Regions from separate parts of the Homo sapiens genome. Here region 2 is linked to region 1. Evidence: read pairs that join two places in POLR2A ChIA-PET (ENCODE). Cell type or tissue: PC-3. All regions are shown on one strand.

The links. Peaks named below come from ENCODE experiments on the same cell type or tissue, not always from the same donor. Only the 100,000 strongest peaks of a DNase experiment are listed, where the experiment ranks them.
Region 2: POLR2A ChIA-PET joins it to region 1 with 5 read pairs; 3 of 35 experiments call an interaction of 5 or more read pairs at or near these places.

Annotation. Positions count from the first base shown.
Region 1 is chr6:142,411,475-142,415,474 of GRCh38, forward strand. It overlaps ADGRG6 (adhesion G protein-coupled receptor G6), which reads left to right. Exons shown (of 25, transcript NM_198569.3): 19 at 3,495-3,622. Among named protein-coding and RNA genes, the nearest start is that of ADGRG6, 110 kb to the left of the region's middle. RefSeq lists enhancers at 2,018-2,312, 2,038-2,332. In PC-3, no CTCF peak of the experiment used is centred here; a DNase peak (open chromatin) is centred at 2,177; H3K27ac peaks cover 2,915 bases.
Region 2 is chr6:142,154,757-142,158,756 of GRCh38, forward strand. The region is part of intron 1 of VTA1 (vesicle trafficking 1); the gene reads left to right. Among named protein-coding and RNA genes, the nearest start is that of VTA1, 9.5 kb to the left of the region's middle. RefSeq lists an enhancer at 883-1,510. In PC-3, a CTCF peak has its summit at 1,890 (motif pointing right); no DNase peak of the experiment used is centred here.

The sequences.
Region 1 (4,000 bases):
TGTATGTATTTTTAGATTATGTATTTTGGGAATTATTTCCTGATAGTTTTCATCTGTACCGTGAATCTTAATTCTTAATAAAGAATCTAATTAGCAAAGATCACATATTAAAAATATGTGAAAGTAATTATAGAAAAGAACTTTCTCCCTTTTTTTCCTGTAGCATTAACAGTGATGATAAATAATCCCAGAAACAAGAAAATCCTCATGAAACTTTTTAATTAAGAGAGAAACAGAGTCAAAGAGATGGACGGGGAGACAAGTGGGAGGAGGGAGAGAAAGTTAAAGAAGAAAATGTTGGGTGTTACTAACATGGAAGGGAATTGTGAATAGTGTAATCAAAAAAATTTTTCTTATGTTGTCACTCATTCAATATATTTGAACGTTGCTTTGTACCTGGTACTGCACCGAGTGATCTCCCTCCTAGAGATTGCAGTTTGTTAGGACAGACTAGTGACTAGGGTTAGAATGGAGACTTCAGAGCTGCAAGAGAGATAATGGTTATGATGTTTCTGTCACTCTTAGGCCTCTATATCATTCTTTCCTTCCTTCTTCCATGCCCCTGTTTTATCTTATTAGCCAGCTTGCCAAACAGTTTTAAACAAAATTAGATTGCGTCAATGTGTTTTTCTTATCCCACCAAATTTTAAGACGCACCACGCATCCAGCGACTTCTTTGAACTCATCCATAGATTTATACCTTTCCCTTTTATCCAGTTTACCTGTGATTTTGCAAACACTTTTCTGGTCTCCAGGGTATGCTCTGGGTTGTAGCATAGCCTTTGTTTCTGTTTGGTTTTCATAAAGGGACCAAACCACATTTGTTTTTTAATAGGAGATAGGAGTGATGTGAGCTGAGGCAATAAAGCTTTTCAAATTAGAATCACAGACGTCAGGTTTTGTTTATTCCCGCCTTTAAATCTTGCACCCTTCTTCCTGTGGGGACTGGGAGGAAGCCTTGAGGATCTGTGGGATGTAGTATTTGGCTCACAAATCTACTCAGCCTATGTAAATGGCCATTGTCATATGGCAACCCTGCAAGTTGTAATTTTCCTGACAATCAAGTACATAAATGCTCTGCAGAATAAGAGCAAGTCATTTAAAAAGGTGATAAATCATAGAAGACACCTTTTTAACTATCTAAAATACAAATATTTTCCTTTTGCTGTCAAAGCATGAAAATGAACAATTAACTATTGCATGTTTTCCTTAAGTAATTATAAAAGAAAATTCAGTTTCCTTCCATGTTCTCTTTTTTGCAAAAGTGATAGCAGGCATTCTTTCAAAGAACACTTATTTTTTGTGATTACTCATTCAGGTATGTAAGCTTTAGCTTAATTCATTTAAATATTTCAACTATGTGCATGTTGTAAGTCTGGTATTAAATAAATAGATAACAGTAACAAAATTTACTCTTCAGAGATGATTTATATGAAGCCAGAGTTTGCCTGCCCACGACTTCATATGGCCAGTTCCTTCATATATTGTCTAAATTTTATTATGAGTTTGTAATTACGCATTATTTTTTCTGCTGCTATCTGATTGAATGGTTAATTATATATATATATATGTGAAGATAAGCATCATTCATGTTCTCTTTCCATTTTCTACCTTGTCTGTTTTTGTAATATTAAAAATTGCTGGTAGAAAATCTTTTCAGAACATATCCTTTTTGGTGATGTTCTCTTATCTTTTCAGTTTTTCCAGACCACCAAGACTTTGTTAAGAGTTTTTCTTGACTTAGAAACTCTTTATTCACTTGTATAAGATATTCCCAGAGTCTGCATTGTCCCATGACACATTCACCAGTTCACCATATGAGATGCTAAAACAATGCACCTCATACCTATAATTATATCTTCTGGTCTACAAATATTTCAAGAATTTAATGTCTTCTGCTACATTTCTTTGTACTAAAACTGGCTTTCATGAAGATTAGTACATTTTCATATTGGCTATATCATAAAAGTTTTCATATTTTCATTCTCTAAAAGAACAAAACAACATGAAATTGTGTATAAATCTGTAAACAAATCTGTAAGCAGCCTTATTTAATTTCTATTTGAAATTCTGGATTTAATTGTGATTTGCAAGTCATAGGTTTTTCAAGAATTTGTGACACATCACTTGGCAATCTCTCAAAACCATGATTCATCTCTCTGGGCTGATGAATCATTGGTTGAGTTAGCCTATCTGTGAATCAAGTGGCACCAACTCAAACCCCATCCCATGTACCCTGGGTGCCCCGTGTTCTCCCAGTGTTTTAAGGGATTCCTGGGATAAGAAGATAGGGGGAGCCCCCTCAGACTCTGAGCCTCTGCTTCTGCTGAATTCCATCACTTCGTGCATGGCTTGATGTTGCAGAGATACTGTACCTGTTCTTTACTGCATCAGTGAAACCTGAAACTAACCCACATTTCTTTATCACACACACACACACACACACACACACACACACACACAACTTAAGGCCTGTGTGTGAGTAGCAGATTTTATTGGCATTTTGATGACAGTTAAAGGCAATTTACATATAGAAGGAAAAATCATAAACATTTTCTCCATAATTTAAAACCTAAAAGTTTACGCTAGATATTCAATACATCCCTTCTGTAAGAACACTCCATTTTTTAACATCTACATAAAGGAGGTACTTTTCTCCTCCAACCAGGATTGAGTGAGTGGTCTTACCTCAAGATTTATTCCTATCCCAATCCCCCATTTAAGGCAGAAAAGAAAGATTTTTCTACCAAGTCCAGACCTGTAAGTCTCCCTTAGCACATTGAAATTAATACTTTATATTAATACACTGGAAAGTATTTACTTCTTTCCACTCCACAACAGCCCCAAATAATTTAAATTGTATCCTTTCAGTACTATAGGAATAAAAAAGTCTATGACCCCCAAAAGTCTTAATGGCATCTCAGTTATGAAAATAAAGACAGTCCCACCTCATACATACCAAGCATTGAAATAACCAGGGTTAGGAGCCTCCGCACCACCCTTAGAGCCTGGCAGTCACAGCACCAGCACCAGCCTCTGGCTGAGCTCCTTGCTACCTGGCAAGGAACCTAAAGGCTTGAGGGTTTGGCCATATAGACTACTGTGGTCTCCATTTGAACTGGTGCCCCAAGCCCTGCAACTGTTAGGAATGGGCCTGATGGTTTATTATGCAAGGCAACCGTCTCCTCTCCAATTTCTGTTGAGAGTCCTGGTGGTTTTGATCTTCAGGTTATACCGGTTTGCAGAAAGCTTGGGAAAGAAGGTAATGATGAAAAACAATGTGTAACGACTTCCAGAAGTAATGCTGCATTTTTTTCTTTTATTTATTGATCGAAAATAATATAATAAATGGAAATTTTAATATTGATTTACACTGTTGGTTTTAGCCCCTGAGAGTAAGCTGCTCTAATGTTAACAGTGAACTTTCTAGTGAAACAGAGAACCATTCTCATGAGAAGAGAGTTTCTTACAGCTGCTCGCCATGTTTTATGTAGGACCTTCCAAGAAGTGCCTCACAGTTAGATGCAAGAAACACTAAAGTCCTCACTTTCATCAGCTATATTGGGTGTGGAATATCTGCTATTTTTTCAGCAGCAACTCTCCTGACATATGTTGCTTTTGAGTAAGTATATTTTTAATCTGCCAAACCCATTGCTAACTGTTCCAAATGTGAATAAGAAAATTGCCTCGGCTTTGAAAAACATTTATACACTGTAGGGTGGTTGAACGTTAATGTTCATGTTTCTGATAAAATATATTATGTAACATGAATTTTCCAGCTATAGAATTTTAATTTATAATTGCTGTATTTCTATTTATAAAATGCATTCAAATCTGTTAGAAATGATTAACATTTAAGTAAGTAAAAATTATATAAGGTGCTTTCTGTATTGTAAAACATGAAAATGTTTGTTTTATAATCTTATAAAATTAGTCCTGAAACAATTTTTTTAAGATCCTTTTAACTCATTAAAAATCAAAAAGGTTCAAATAATTTAGG
Region 2 (4,000 bases), 260 kb before region 1:
GGGTATCATCTTCAGTAAAATGTCTTCATGTTTTTGCTCATTATTTTTGAGTTTGAGAGTTCTTAATATATTATAGTTACGTTATCATTTTGAGATTTTTAGTAACAGCGTTACTCTGGTTTCTTAGATATTGTTGAGAAAATTACTCCTTTTCCTCAAATGTGAGTTGGATTAAAAACGCAAGCAGATTTACCGCTTTCTTTAGATTTAAAAAAATCATTGATACAGCAGAACTTTGTGCTTTTTTATATTTCTCAATTTCTTCCATTAGAAAAATATTTTCCTCTTGAGCCATTCTTGATATAGTAGTTTTCTAGAATATCTTTCATTTCTACTGTATTTTGAAATTTATTAGCTAGAGTTAAGCATTCATCCTAGTTAGTAATAAATGTAAATTAAAGTGGAATAACAATTTTTGACTGTAAAAATATGACTCAGTACAAATGAGTACGCGTTCAGATCCTTGCTGACATGGCTGTGTGATTGGTACAAAGTTTGGAAAGCATTTTGGCAAAATGTAGAGTATCTAATTCAGTAATTCCAGTTTGGGGAAACGTGTTCAGGAAATAACTATACATTTAGTAAGACCTTTATGCAGAATTTCCTGAATGATTATTTATACATTTATGATAAGCTCAAAATAACCTAAAATATATATCATTATGGAAATGGTTAAGTAAATTATGTTATATCCACTGCATAGAAAGTAATGTAATTGTTTAAACATTACAAAGCATCTTTTATAACGTGAGGGAAGGTTTATATGAAAGTGTGGAATACGGAATTATTATACATGCAGTTCCATATGTCTATCTGAAGAAATCTTTGTCTTCAGTGACCCCTCATGATTTGAGTTCTGAATCACCTTTTGTAGTTTTAATCAAATTAATTTCATTTTGTTACTAGAACATTAGGCACTTGGTTGTCTCCAAGCCTTTTAACATTCTACTTTATCTGCCTTGACACCTCTTCTCTTCCCCACCACACTCACTAGATTTTTATCCTTTGGGTACTAGCTTGAAAGTCACTTTCTCTGGGAGGCCTTTTCTTAAGTCTCCTAGTTTTAAGGTGTTTCTTTTTGTTCTTTATGCCTTGGTGTAGCTTTACCGTAATTGCTTTTTCATTTGCTTGTCTTTCTTCTAGACTGTAAACTGAGGAAGGCTTACACTGTGCTACCAGTTTTTATTCATTTACTCTGCCTGGTAGTGCTAGGCCACTAGAGATATTTACATAATAAAGAACAGGTGCTCAAAAAGTGTTAGCCAAATTGACCTGAATTTTAAGGCAGTTGTGGTCCCTAGAGGGAAGTATGGCCATACAGTTGTCACCTAATAAGGCAGACAACTAGCATTCCTGTAGCTGATTGGCATTTTAACAGTGCTTTCTTTCAGGATGTCTGCCTCACAGTCTTTCTGGTCCTTCTGTTACTAAGTGATAGAACCAAGACTCGAATAAACAAAGTCAGATTAAAAAAAACGGTTGAATGAAAAATTGTTGGTAGTAGCTAGTAATTAGAGAACCAGTTATTGAGTGAGCCACAGAGTAACTGAGGGGAAAGGGACTAGTACAATCCATGGCAAAAGAAAAAGGCAAAAAAGCCAGTGAAAAAATCTCGGAGATTCCCCTAAGTGGAGAGTGGAAAATGAAGGAGATGCTTTCTGTTAATAGTATGTCTCTGAGCTCCATCTCTTTATTTTTCTTTAATGAAGCCGGAAAATATTTGAATCTTTACTAAAAGTGGGCACTGTTAGATAAATATTTTGATTCTGCCAGGTTTGGTGCTGTAGATAAAGCTAAACTCAGAACTTTCCCCTTCCTTTTTCAGTTTGCCGTGAGTAAATGTATAAAATTTCAAGTTTCAATTTTTAAAGCTTCCTCTAGGGGGTGACATTGTAAAGTTAATAAACTTCCAGTTAAAGTATACACACAGTCTCAAGAGTCTTCATTTGTTGATATCATCATCAGAAAATTAAATACAGTATAGTTGTTCAGGAAGCTGTAAGTATATATAAAGTTATTTCAGTTCTGAGATGTTACAGGACATACCAGTAGAAAATGTTAATTTAGTGTAAATGCTAAATAACAATGGATTTCTTTATTGATAGATGGTAAACTACATGGATATTAGCATTAACAATCACTTGCTTATGCCTGTACTCCTAGCACTTTGGGAGGCCCAGGTGGGCAGATCACGAGGTCAGAAGTTCAAGACCAGCCTGGCCAATATGGTGAAACCCTGTCTACTAAAAATACAAAAATTAGCCGGGCGTGGTAGCGTTTACCTGTAGTCCCAGCTACTCAGGAGGCTGAGGCAGAAGAATCGCTTGAACCCAGGAGGCAGAGGTGGCAGTGAGCCGAGATTGCGCCACTGCACTCCAGCCTGGTGACAGAGCGAGACTCCGTCTCAAAAAAATGATAATAATAATAACTTGCCTCTTACTATTTTTTGTTGGGTTAATCACATAGAAATTGGATTTTAAATTCATTCAGACAAGTTTAACTAAACCAATAAAGAGAAGCAGTTCCTTTCAGTCTTTGCTGGTTCCTGAATGATAGACTAGAGTCTATAGTCTTATTGCTTGATTACTTACTTTTTTTTATTAATAAGCTTTCTCAGGGTACTTTACTGTAGCATTGACAATAAACACACAGAATGTTGGACTACTGATTTATCCATTAGCCTTCCATTCCTCTTAAGTTTGTTTTTGTGAACATATATGCAAACATGAGTTTTATTTTGTAAAAATTATTTCTTTCCTTTTTGAGTAATGTCAACTCATTTTACATCTCTTTAGAAAAAACCGTAAAGTTGAAGGGGCTGTGGAGTCAGATAACAGATTCTTAACTTTCATTTCTTTTTTGGCATTCATACAGGTTTAAGCATCTTTGATAAGGTTTGTCTTCTATGACAATTATATTTGGTTGTTCAAAGTGGAAGCTTATATACTCTTGAACAGTCAAGGTATATATATAGTAGATTTCAATAACTATGCTTGATATAAGTTCCTACTTTCACTGAAATTCTTCATTGGGCTGTTACATTTACATTTTTTATGTTTTTTTATATTTATTTTTCTGTGGCTTGTCAGATTTTTATGTTTTTACTATTTTGGGTTTTTTTTTTTTAACCTCAATTTATTATTGTTTCTACTTGGTGACCCTTAACAAGTCTTGGAGGAGCAATTCTTTGTTGTCAGGGCTGCCCAGTACCTTTCAGGATATTGCTGTTTTAAATGGTAATAGTACCCCCAGACATTGCATTTTAAAATAGAAGTTAAAAAAAAAAAAGCCTCCACACTTTTGTAGCTCCCCCGAGAGGCAGTATAATTGAAAATCTAAATACCTATCAGTATGGAAAGTTTATATTATGTAACTGTTAAAGATATATGGAGTTACATTTATTACAAAAGCTGCCATAGCCCACAGCATAATGTAAAAATGAAGGGTGCAAACAAATTACATGTTGCAATGTATATAACATTTGTGGTTATATATAATTTTATATGTGTATATGAAGAGAGACATCTTGCTGGATGCAGGGTAAGACTCTGGAGCCACACTGCCTGAGTCAAATCCTAACCTATCGTTTATGGCCTGCATGACCTTATGAGTTTCAGGTTTTTTATTAACATACTCAGGATAATAATAAGATCAACTTCACAAAATTTTTTGGTGGATTAATCAATTTTTCTATTTTTATGTGACTAAATGAATACATGATCCATGGCGATTACTCGTTTGATATTAGTTATTATCAAGTTATTATTATTCCAGTTCAGTGGGATCTTATCAATAGTATATTGCTGGATCTTATGTTTTTATCCATTATAACAACCTCTACCTTTTAATTGCAATGTTTAAAACATTTATAATTAATGTAATGAGTATGTTTGGGTTTAAGTCTTGCTATTGGTTTTCTATGTCTCATTTGTTGTTTGTTTCTTCTTTCTCCTTTTTCTGCCTTTTTGATAATCGAAGTTCTTTTAGAATTCTGTCATAC